Linked DNA regions of Homo sapiens: regions 1 and 2 are each linked to region 3. The links are chromatin contacts, found by Hi-C or POLR2A ChIA-PET in ENCODE. All regions are on one chromosome and are shown on one strand. The core of a region is the stretch at or near the end of the contact, and the rest is flanking DNA. Distances in the headings are between cores, read along the strand shown. Region 1 holds the start of NADK (NAD kinase). Region 2 overlaps TTC34 (tetratricopeptide repeat domain 34). Region 3 holds the start of SKI (SKI proto-oncogene).

Evidence for each region. Hi-C counts contacts between places; a loop is a spot of excess contacts on that map. ChIA-PET counts read pairs that join two places held with the same protein, here RNA polymerase II (POLR2A). Pooled maps may share reads with other maps.
Region 1: a pooled map shows a loop between it and region 3 (32-fold over the local background). The contact joins the promoter of NADK here to the promoter of SKI in region 3. A Hi-C loop is called at or near these places in 1 of 37 single-sample maps with no recorded cell type and 5 of 50 pooled maps. POLR2A ChIA-PET finds 5 or more read pairs at or near these places in 2 of 52 experiments (A673 and naive thymus-derived CD8-positive, alpha-beta T cell).
Region 2: a loop to region 3 is called in a pooled map, with 15 times the contacts of the local background. The contact joins the enhancer-like site here to the promoter of SKI in region 3. A Hi-C loop is called at or near these places in 7 of 50 pooled maps.

What each region holds. Positions count from the first base shown.
Region 1 is chr1:1,777,045-1,780,364 of GRCh38, reverse strand. It overlaps NADK (NAD kinase), which reads left to right and starts at 1,895. Exons shown (of 12, transcript NM_023018.5): 1 at 1,895-2,076. RefSeq lists an enhancer at 1-119 and a silencer at 1,180-2,379.
Region 2 is chr1:2,641,226-2,644,478 of GRCh38, reverse strand. It overlaps TTC34 (tetratricopeptide repeat domain 34), which reads left to right. Exons shown (of 9, transcript NM_001242672.3): 8 at 1-215; 9 at 2,584-3,253. The coding sequence ends at 3,111. Among named protein-coding and RNA genes, the nearest start is that of MMEL1, 9.8 kb to the right of the region's middle. Within about 2 kb of position 1,843, at least 32 of the 41 ENCODE cell types and tissues checked have a DNase peak (open chromatin) inside an H3K27ac peak, as active enhancers do.
Region 3 is chr1:2,226,629-2,229,914 of GRCh38, reverse strand. It overlaps SKI (SKI proto-oncogene), which reads right to left and starts at 1,596. Exons shown (of 7, transcript NM_003036.4): 1 at 180-1,596. The coding sequence starts at 1,148. RefSeq lists a silencer at 1,766-2,535 and an enhancer at 2,855-3,286.

The sequences.
Region 1 (3,320 bases), core at 646-3,145, 450 kb after region 3:
TCACTGGTTGCCTCTGCAGAAGCAGTTGACTGCCTCCACTCTAGAAGATTCTACTGAGGCCTGGCTCAGTGCCTGGCTTGTGGGTGCGCCATCTAGATCAAGCATTATTATGCTAATGATCATATGCAAAAACTCAGCTCACGCATTATTATGTTAATGATCTTATCCGCCCCCTCTCCCCCCGCCAAAGAAAAAGAACTGGGCAGCTCAAGGCCGCTTCTGTGGGTGTGGCTGGTGGTCACTTTGAAACAGTTGGGTTTGCAAAATAACCCCGGGAGAAGTTACAGAGCTTAAGAAATCCCCCAAGTTCTCATGATCCTTGCTTCCCTTTCCAGTCACCCTTGGTGCCCTGTACTTCACTGTGGTCCTGAACTGAAGAGCTGTGTTTTTCAGGAAGACTTGGCCAGGCCGTGTTCCGTGTCTCTGGATTCAAGTCCCAGGAGTCCTGACCAGAGAGCAGGTATGCGGGTGTGGGGAAGGGCTGCAGAGGACTCAGGTCCACACCGACCCTGGGCCAGGTGATCACACAGAAAGTATAGACAGGGACTGAACCTCAGAAAACAATGGCTGGGCCAGGTGCAGTGGCTTACGCCTATAATCCTAGTACTTTGGGAGGCCGAGGCGGGTGAAGTTTGAGACCCAGCCTGGGCAAAATGGTAAAACCTCATCTCTACACACACACACACACACACACACAAATATATATATATATGAATGAAGTAGTCGAGTGTGGCGGGACCTACTTGTAGTCCCAACTACTAGGGAAGCTGAAGTGGAAGGATCGCTTGCACCTGAGAGGTCAAGGCTGCAGTGAGCCGTGAGCCCGCCACTGGACTCCGGCCTGGGGGACGAATGAGACACTATCTCAGAAAAACAAAACAATGTCTGGCACCTGGGGGACCAGCAGGTTAGAGCAGCTGGTCGTGCATTGCCAGTTTACCTGACAGTGACTCGAGAGCTGAGAACTGGGTATAGGGCACATTATTGGGATATTTGAGGCCTGAAGGCGCTGATGAGCAGCCACCAGTTCAGCAAGTGCGGGCTGGGTGGGACCCGCAGTTCCAACAAACACTACAAAGTCCGCTCCTGTGGCTTTGGCCTCCTCCCCCAACTCCCCGAGTCCTCCAGCCTGTGGGGTGCGCAAAACACGGCTCCCTGGTCCCCCTAGAGGTGCCCCAGGCCACCGGGTCCTCCCTCCACTGCCAGCCTTGGGATCCCAAGCGTAGACCTCTGAGGACGTTCGTGGGCGTGCAAGGCGCACCTGGCCGCTAGAGGTGGGCGTGAGGCCGATCGCGGTTCCCCCAGGCGCAGGGCCGCCCTCCCAGCCCCGACGGACAGCCCCGAGGGAGCGCAGCGCTGCCGCAGCTGCTCTAAGTTTCGGTTCCCAAATCCGGCTCGGCCCACACCGTGTCACAGCCCGGTAATTAGGGAAGCGGCGGCGGGCGGGGCCAGCTCTCGCGGGGCACCTGCACTCCCCTGAGCCGGCCCACGTGGTCCGGGAGGTCCCGCCCGCGGTGGCGGTGAGTTGGGGGCGGGACGCCGGGCTGGGATCACAATGTCGGGGGCGCCTAGGCGTAGACGTGGCGGGCGGACCCGGGGGCGCCCTCCGGACGCGGCAGGTGAGTGGGGACGGGAGCCGGGGGCCGCCCTCCTCGGGGCGCCGACCCCCGCCTACCCGAGTCGCGGACGCCCGCCCCTGTCCCCGCTGCCCGCCTCCACTCCCTGGTCACTGCTCTCCACCGCGATTCGCCCCTCTTCCCCACCGCCCGCCTCTTTCCCGCCACGCCCGCCGCCTCCCGCCCGCGCGGGGTGTCCCGGCGCCGGTGGGACCCGGCAGACGCGCGGGACGCCCCACGTGCGCGGCAGCGCGCATGCGTGGCGGGTGCGCCTGCGCAGTGGGCGGGCGCGGCGCATTGCTGCTCGGCGGCGCCGGCGCCGGGGTCCGGGCGGCCATGGGGCAACAGGCGGCCAGGGCGCCAAGGGCCAGGTAGCGACGGCTGGCGGCGGCGCGGCGGCGGGGCCTGCGGGCTCGGTCCGGCATGTAGACGCCCCCGCAGGCGCCCGCGGCAGCGAACGGTGAGTGAGCAGACCCGGCCTGCCGTCCGCCTGGGGTCGCCCGCTGCCTGGGGTCATCGCTGCCCGCGAGCGCGCGGCCAGGCGGGGAGACACCAGGCCGGCCCTGCCCATCTGGCCTGCTGAGGAGGCCGTGGAAGTGCTGACGGGCCACCGCTCCGTCCCGAATGGGGCACCAGCACGGCCCAGGGCGAGGCTCGGCCTTGGGGACGGGTCTGAGGGAGGCCGCTGTCCGGCCTGGCTCTCCCGGGCGGGGAAGGTGGGGCCGTCCAGCCCGGACCGCGCTTGTCAGTCGCCTCTGCTTGGGCGGCCAGGTCCTCGGTGTCCGGCCTTCCGTGGGTGGTTTCAGCAAGCAGGAGGGGTCTTTGACTCGTGAAAGCTTAGAGGGGCCCAAACCTAGTGGGAAAGTATGAATAAAAGATTCTATACAGCAGTATTGGCATGGAATTCTCTAAAAACACATCTCTGATTTAGTGCCCAGTACTTGCCAGAAAATTCCAATAGTCTATGGTGATGTTCCTACAGGCGGCTGCCATCCAGTAGGTCAGATGTCAGCACCGGCCTTGAGCTCTAGGTCGTCGTTTTTTTTCTTAATTGTGGGAACAGGGCGTGCCCAGCTCCGAAGGCCTGGTGGAGTTTTCCTTCCCAGGCCAAGGACCACCCCCACCCTCCCATCCCTCCTCCCCAAGCAATGAGATTCCTTTTGGCTTCGATTCCGAGTAACAAGTTATTTTTCCTTTCTTGTTTTGGAACACACTAAGTTTTACATTCAAAAGTTCATTATTCTTGGCTCTTGATGGGAATACATTTCAAAACTCTTCTCTTCTTGTGTTCCATGTCTCTCTGACAGCCTTAGTTGGCCTGAAACTGACATGTTTGCCTTAATAAGTTTTTTTTTCCTCCTGATGTCATCTTGTCTAAGAAGCTAGTTACTTTAACACCTTGTTAGATAATTCCCTTCAAGTACTTATTCCCCTGAACATTGTCCTCTCAAGCCTCTGGAAATTTCCTGTCCCCTTGGAACTTCTCTGTAAGGCCTGTTTGCTCTCAGCAGTGACTTCACTGGGACTTTTGCAGCCACTTTATGGTGTTAGCACGCTGATTCCAAGCTACTTGAGGAATCACAGGTGCCACCGCAGTACCCAACAAAATAGCTTCATCATTTGGAGGTGTCCTCTCGAGATGTTTCTGTGTGTATATGTGTGTGTATGTTAGAAACAGGGCCTCACTCTGTCCTCCAGGCGTGT
Region 2 (3,253 bases), core at 594-3,093, 410 kb before region 3:
GCAGCTACGAGGAAGCTGGCACCCACCTGGAAAAAGCCCTGCACCGTGCCCCAACGTCAGAGGCAGCCCGGGCCCGGCTGGGCCTGCTCCAGCTCAAGAAGGGAGACGTGCCAGGGGCTGCAAGGGACCTGCAGAGCCTGGCCGAGGTGGATGCCCCGGATCTCAGCTGCCTGCTGCATCTCCTGGAGGCCTCGGAGCGGCAGAGCCTTGCCCAGGTGCCCAAAGAACCCCACAGATCTCCCACCCCAACCTTCCCCAGCACACAGGCATGAGACCCCCGGGCCCACCACTGGGGCAGCCTTTCTTCACTCTCTGCGGTTGGGTTGATTTCAGTTAGGTTTGGGGTGGGGTGGGAGGCACCCACTTCTGGCCCAGGAAGACGGTCTCTGGCCACCTTAGCCCTACAACCCCACCGACCTCTCAGCCTCTTTGTATGGGAAGTATAAGCCACAGGTGACTTGGGTGCAAGAGAGGGAAGAGGACCTTGCCCTCAGGGCCAGACTGAGCCAGCCAGGGGCACCTTGCCCGGCAGGAAGCCCACCCCAAACCCATGGCAGGCCGGGAGAAGGCACGTGGGGACAAGGCAGGCTGGGAGGCCAAGAGCACAGCAGGCTTTGGGGTCCCAGAGGCAGAACTACACCCCAGTGGGGCCTGGGCAGGATTTCACCTCCTTAATGCTTCCTGACACCAGCGGGTTCTAGCACTCCGGGGCCACTTAGGAAAACAGAAACCACACTAGGAAGAACAGGGAGCTCATGGCGGAGTCGGGGCTACACCAGTGTAAGGGGCAGTTCGGTGCTGCAGAGGGGGCGCCGCTGCCCCCCCCGAGCTGAAGAGCAACGCTGAGATTGGGTTATCGGGACCTAGAGGAGGCGGCCGGGCTGGGCGGGGTGGGGTCTCAGAGCTCCCAGAGGGACTGGGCGTTTCCAAGCCAGGAGGAGGGGTCTGTGCTGGGGTCTTCGAGGTGGGAGCAGGGCCTGGCAGGGGGCGGGAAGCCTGGCTGGGGCCATGGTCCCGGAGCCCAGAGGAGGCGGCTAGATGGGGTCTCCTGAACGGGGGTCACCGAGCCCGGAGGCGGGGCTGGACGCGGGTCTCCGAGGCTGCAGAATACGGCTGGGCTGCGGCGCCAGGAGGCGGCTCCCGGCACAGGCAAGAATCTGCAGGACGCGAAATGGTTGCCTGGAGACGGGGACCCACCCGGAAATGAGCCAACAGTGGTTTCGCCCCGCTTCCTGCGCCCCGCCCCTCGGCAGGCGGCCCCCTCCGGGTGGCACTGCGCCTGCGCGGCCCGAGCCGCGGGCTCAGGGGAGTCTGGGGTCGGATTGAGCGCCCTTCCCCACTGGGGCGGCCTGGGGGCTCCCGGGGTCCGACAGCTGCTCGGGGCCTCGCCCTCCTGCTGCCATGGACCCGGCCCAAATGTGCGGGTCCTGCGCGGGCCGAGGCTTCACTACCACCCCGGGCCGTGAACTACGGGTCGGGGTCAGGTGCCTCCGCCCGGAGAGGGGCGGTCCCGCGGGCCGCACCGCAGGCGAGGGACGGGGTTTCGAGCCCCTGCCCTGCTCAGCGCCGCTCACAGCTGGCAGAAGAGGCCACACTGTGCCCTGCGGGAGCCCAGCAGCAAAGCCGGGGCCGTGGGACCCCCTCGCTCCCTGCACGGACCCCGGGCGTGGGCCTCGGCTTCGCCCCGTGCGGCCAAGCCTGGCGGGGTCCTGGGTGCGCTGCGCCCCCCGGGGGAGGTAGCGTCGAGGACCGCCGGGCTGCTGGAAGAGAGGCAGCGCCAGCGAGAAAGGCGGGGCCTGCACCTTGGCGTGTTCCTCAGGCAGCGGGGAACCCCTGCAGATTCTTGAGCGGAGGAGGAGCCCAGCGAGGCGAGCGGATTTCTGGTCGTGGTTGACTCTGTGAAAAAACTGGGTCAGAGATGAGGCGATTGGGCCTGGGTGGGCTCAGGAAAGTGCCCGGGAGGAGTGGGGGGGGCAGGCAGGCCTGGCCAGCAGCAGCCCACAGCACAGGCTGTGCCCTCCGTCCAGCAGCCCCAGGGAGAGGGGCTAGGGTGCACGTGCTCAGAGGCCTGGAGCAGCCTTCAGAAGGTGGGCAGAGTGGAAGGGCTGGGCAGCAGCCCCCTCAGAGGGCCCGATGGAGAGGTGACTTGGCCCAGAGGGACCGAGGGAGGAGGCCGGTGTGGTCACCCAGTCAAGGGAACCTGGGCCCAGCCGGTGGGGCGGTAGGGCTGCCAGGAGGGGACCATGAGGAGGTAAATCCAGGTCCCTGATCCGAGGCCCAGGGAGAAGAGCAGTGGGCAAGGATGCCAGGCCTTGGGCCAAGGGTCGGAACAGCACTTTGGCAGGTTCCAGGGCAGTGGGAATTGCAGGGAGGGGTCCTCTACCCTGGGTCCCCCTTCCTGCCCTTGCCCATGGTCAGCCAGCCCCTCCAGAAGCAGCGGGCAGCTCCTGTGCAGCCCAGGGCCCCGCCATCCCCAGGGAGCCAGCAGAAGCTGGCTGTGCAGAGGACCTCTGCAGGGCAGGGGCGGCCGGGCTTTTGGGGCTGACCCCACTCTCCCTGCCTCTCTCTGTGTCCTCTGTGCAGGCGGCGGCCCAGGAAGCCGGCACCCTCCTGGACGCAGGGCAACCCAGGCAGGCGCTGGGCTACTGTTCGCTGTCTGTCCTGGCCAGTGGCAGCAGTGCCTGTCACCTGCGTCTGCGGGCCACCTGCCTGGCCGAGTTGCAGGAGTTTGGCCGGGCCCTTAGGGACCTGGACCATGTGCTCCAGGAGGCGCTGGGGGATGGTGACCTCCCAAGGCGGGCAGAGGACTTCTGCCGTCAGGGTCGCCTGCTGCTGAGCCTGGGGGATGAGGCGGCGGCCGCAGGGGCCTTTGCCCAGGCCCTGAAGCTGGCGCCCTCCTTGGCCCAGAACAGCCTGTGCAGGCAGCCAGGCCGGGCCCCCACTGCACGCATGTTCCTTCTCCGCGGGCAGTGCTGCCTGGAGGAGCAGCGTCACGCAGAGGCCTGGACGGCGGTAGAGAGCGGCCTCCTGGTGGACCCCGACCACCGTGGCCTGAAGAGACTGAAGGCCAGAATCCGGAGGGAGGCATCCTCAGGCTGCTGGCTACAGTGACTGGGCCTGACCCTCTCCCAGCCCTAATCACGGGGCCACCCTAGCATCTGCACCTGATGTCCAGGCCCAGGGGTGTACCCAGCTCCCTAAATCGGGGAGGTACCTGCCCTGCCCTCTCCACACCCCCTTCCCAGCCCTCCCC
Region 3 (3,286 bases), core at 347-2,846:
CAAACTCTCTGGCCCTGCCAGTCGGAACACTCTGAATTTCCCTAAAACAAAGCGAAGACTGGAGACATGGGGCACGGCAGAAGCACAGGTCCCAGCCTTCGGAGACCAGAGCCTGTAGTCCAGAAGGGGCCCCCACCCCAAGCGCATCCTCCCCAGCTCCCAGGCCTGGGGCCACTCACCCGGGGCACCCGCCGCTTGTACTTGTTGCCATAGTCGAATTTCTCCTTCACGTCGTCCAGGCAGCGGCCGAGGCGCGCCTGCTCCTCCTTGCCCGTGTAATCCTGGCTCAGCAGGATGTAGGCCCGCCAGTTGGCCGAGTCGAAGCCCCAGTGGCAGGTCCGGTTCTCCAGGGCCTTGTGCGAGTGCACCACGAACTTGTGCGGCGGGTACATGAGGCGGCAGTCCAGGCACTGGATGCAGGCGGCGCTCGGGCTGCTGTAGAGCTCGGGCACCAGCAGCCCCTTACACTTGCCGAAGCACTCGTGGTACACGCGGACGCTGCGCTCGCTGAGCTCCAGGCCCAGCGCCAGGCTGGCGGCCAGCTCCTTCTTGCAGGGCGGCGGGTAGGCGCCGCCGTAGAGCAGCGCGTTGCACAGGCGCTCGGCGTCCGTCTTGGTGATGAGCCCGCACGAGGGCGCCGAGAAGGGCAGGATGCCCATGACTTTGAGGATCTCCAGCTGGTCGGCCGTGCAGCGCGAGCAGTAGATGTGGAGCTCGTCGCACACCGCGTTGATCTGCTGCAGCGAGAAGTCGCGCAGCACCGAGTTGAGAATCTGCGGCAGACACAGGCGCTTCTCGCCTCCCACCACGAAGCACGAGATGGTCTCGCCTTCCAGTACGGTCTCGCAGCGCTCGGTGGAGCGGTCGGACGGCATGAAGAAGGGCCCGGGCAGCACGGGCGGCGGCGGCTGGATGGCGGGCAGGTGCAGCACGGGCGGCGGCTCGGTGGCTGCGGGCACCGGCGCCGGCACCGCGGCCGCGCCCGCCTCCTTGGCGCTCTCCTTCTTGTAGGCCTCCTGCGCCCAGCGCGCCGAGAAAGCGGCCGGGCCGCCCAGCGAGCTCATGGAGCTCAGGTGGAACTGCTCCAGCGTCTTCTGCAGCCCCGGGTGCGGCTGGAAACAGCCGCGGCCGCCTGCCGCCGCCTCCATGGTGCGCTCCGGCTCCCCCGGCCGCTCCCGCTCCCGCGCGCCCGGGCCCCCCCGGCCCCCGCCGCCGCCCCGCGCGCCCCGGCGGCGCCCGCGGCCCCGACCCCGGCCGCCCCCCGCCGCCGGCTCACGGCCGATCACGGCCGCGGCCTCGCCCGGGGGCGCGAAGGGGAAGGCGGGCGGGGCGAAGGGGTCCCGCCGCTGGAGCCCGCCGCCGCCCGGGCCCGGCGCCACATCCACGCGCCCCGCGCCGCGCCCGCCGCCGCCCGGGCCCCCCGCGCGTCCCCCGCGCGCCCCCCGGGCTCTAGGCGCGGGGCATGCCCCGGCGCGCGCCGCCAACGCCAACGCCAACGCTCGCGGGCCCGGGGCTCGCGGGGGGCGCGCGGGCAGGTGCCGGCGCCGCGAGGCGCGAATCGCCGCGGCGGCCGAGGCCGAGGGGCCCGGGAGGAGCGGGGGCGCGGGCGCGGGGCCCGCCGGGCCGTCCTCGCGCGGCGCGCCGCCGCCGCCCCGCTCCTCCCACCGCGAGGCGCCCGCCCGGCTCGTCCCGGCGGCGCTGGCCGGCCGCGTCGCGCCCGCCGCCGGCCCCCGGCCCGCCCGCCCGCCGGCTCCGCGGCCCGCCCGCCCGGCTTCCGGGGCGGCGGAGGCGCCTCTCGCCCGCGGCCCTCAGAGCGCGGCGGCGGCGCGGGGCTCGGGGCGCTCGGCGCACATCCTCCCGGCGGCTCGCTCCGGCTCGGACTGAGCGCCCGGCGCTGAGCTCACGCCGCCGCCGCGCCGCCCCGCCCCGCGCCGCCCGCTCCGCCCCGCGCCGGCCCCGCCCCCCGCGCTGTTTGTTGCCGTGCGTCCGCCTCAGCCCTAGCGCTGGCCAAGAATGTGACCCGCTCCCCAGCCGGGCTCTTCCAGGAACGCGCGCTCCCCGCCCGGACTCGGCCGCGCTCGGCTCCGCTCGCCCGGGACTCGGCCACGCTCGGACCCGCCCTGCCATGACTCGGCTCCGCTCGGCCGGGACTCGGCTACGCTCGGCCATGCTCGACTCCGCTCGGCCCCGCTCGGCCCCGCCCGCCGAGGGCCGCTGGGCGCGGGCGGAGGCGGAGGCGGCGGTGGCGCCCGGGGCCCCCCTTCCGGCCGAGGCCGCTTCCTGCGCCGCTGGGAAGGCGCCCGTCTCGCCGCCGTCGGGGCCCAGAAACCCACAGGCCCCCGCCACGACCGCAAACCAGCTGGGGGCGGCCGGGGGGCCACGCCACGCACCCGGGGTTCTCCCAGGGTGGGACACCACACAGCGGGGAGGCCCCGGACGCCTCTGGGGTCCCACACACTACCGGGACGCCACACGGTGACCTGGGGTCCCACACACGAGGGGGACAGCGGCCACGCCCAGGGACCCTGCGCCGAGACGGGCACCGCGTCGCGTGACCCTGGCGGCGCAGCCCGGCGGCCCCCGCTGCGCCGTGGCCGGTGGCTCGGTGGCCGAGTGTCCGCGGCTCCCGGCCGCGCCGGCCCCGCCCCGCCCGCCGGCCCCTGGCGGAGTGTCCCTGCTGCGCGGGCCGGGGGCTTCGGGCCTGGGAGGGGCGGCGCCCGGTGCCCCAGACGCAGCCGGTCTGCCAGCCACTCCTGCCAGGTGGCTTATCAGGACTTCGGCCCCGCGGGGCCCGGCGTTCGGGCCGGCGAGACCCCTGACCTCCGCCCCGGGGCCGTGGAGCGCTGAGACGTCTTTCGGGGTCGGATCGGCCGGCCCTCCACGCCTGGCCACGCAGTGGGAGAGACTCAAGCCTTGGCAGGGCGGGGAGCGGGAAGCCCGGGGCCCCGAAGTTGGACAGTCGGCCGGGTGGTCTCCAGGGGAGGCAGCTTCCAGCGAGGCCTGCGGGCGCAGGGACGCAATGGTGTGTTTGGGGAGGGGCAGGGCTCGGTCTGTGCTCGCCTGAGGCGGAGGGACATGCCCCACGGGCCGGGGGTGCCCAAGCTGGCCTGGGTGCTGGGCGGAGGCGAGAGGGCCACGCCGCTGCAACCTGAGTGACCTTCAGCTGGGACCTCCTGCCCCTCACTTCCCCAGTGGAGGCTGGAACCTGCCTCAAACCAGCACTCCTGGGCGCAGTTCCTATCCTGGGGGAGCCGGCCCGGAGTCCCTGTGCAGGTCTTGGCCGGAC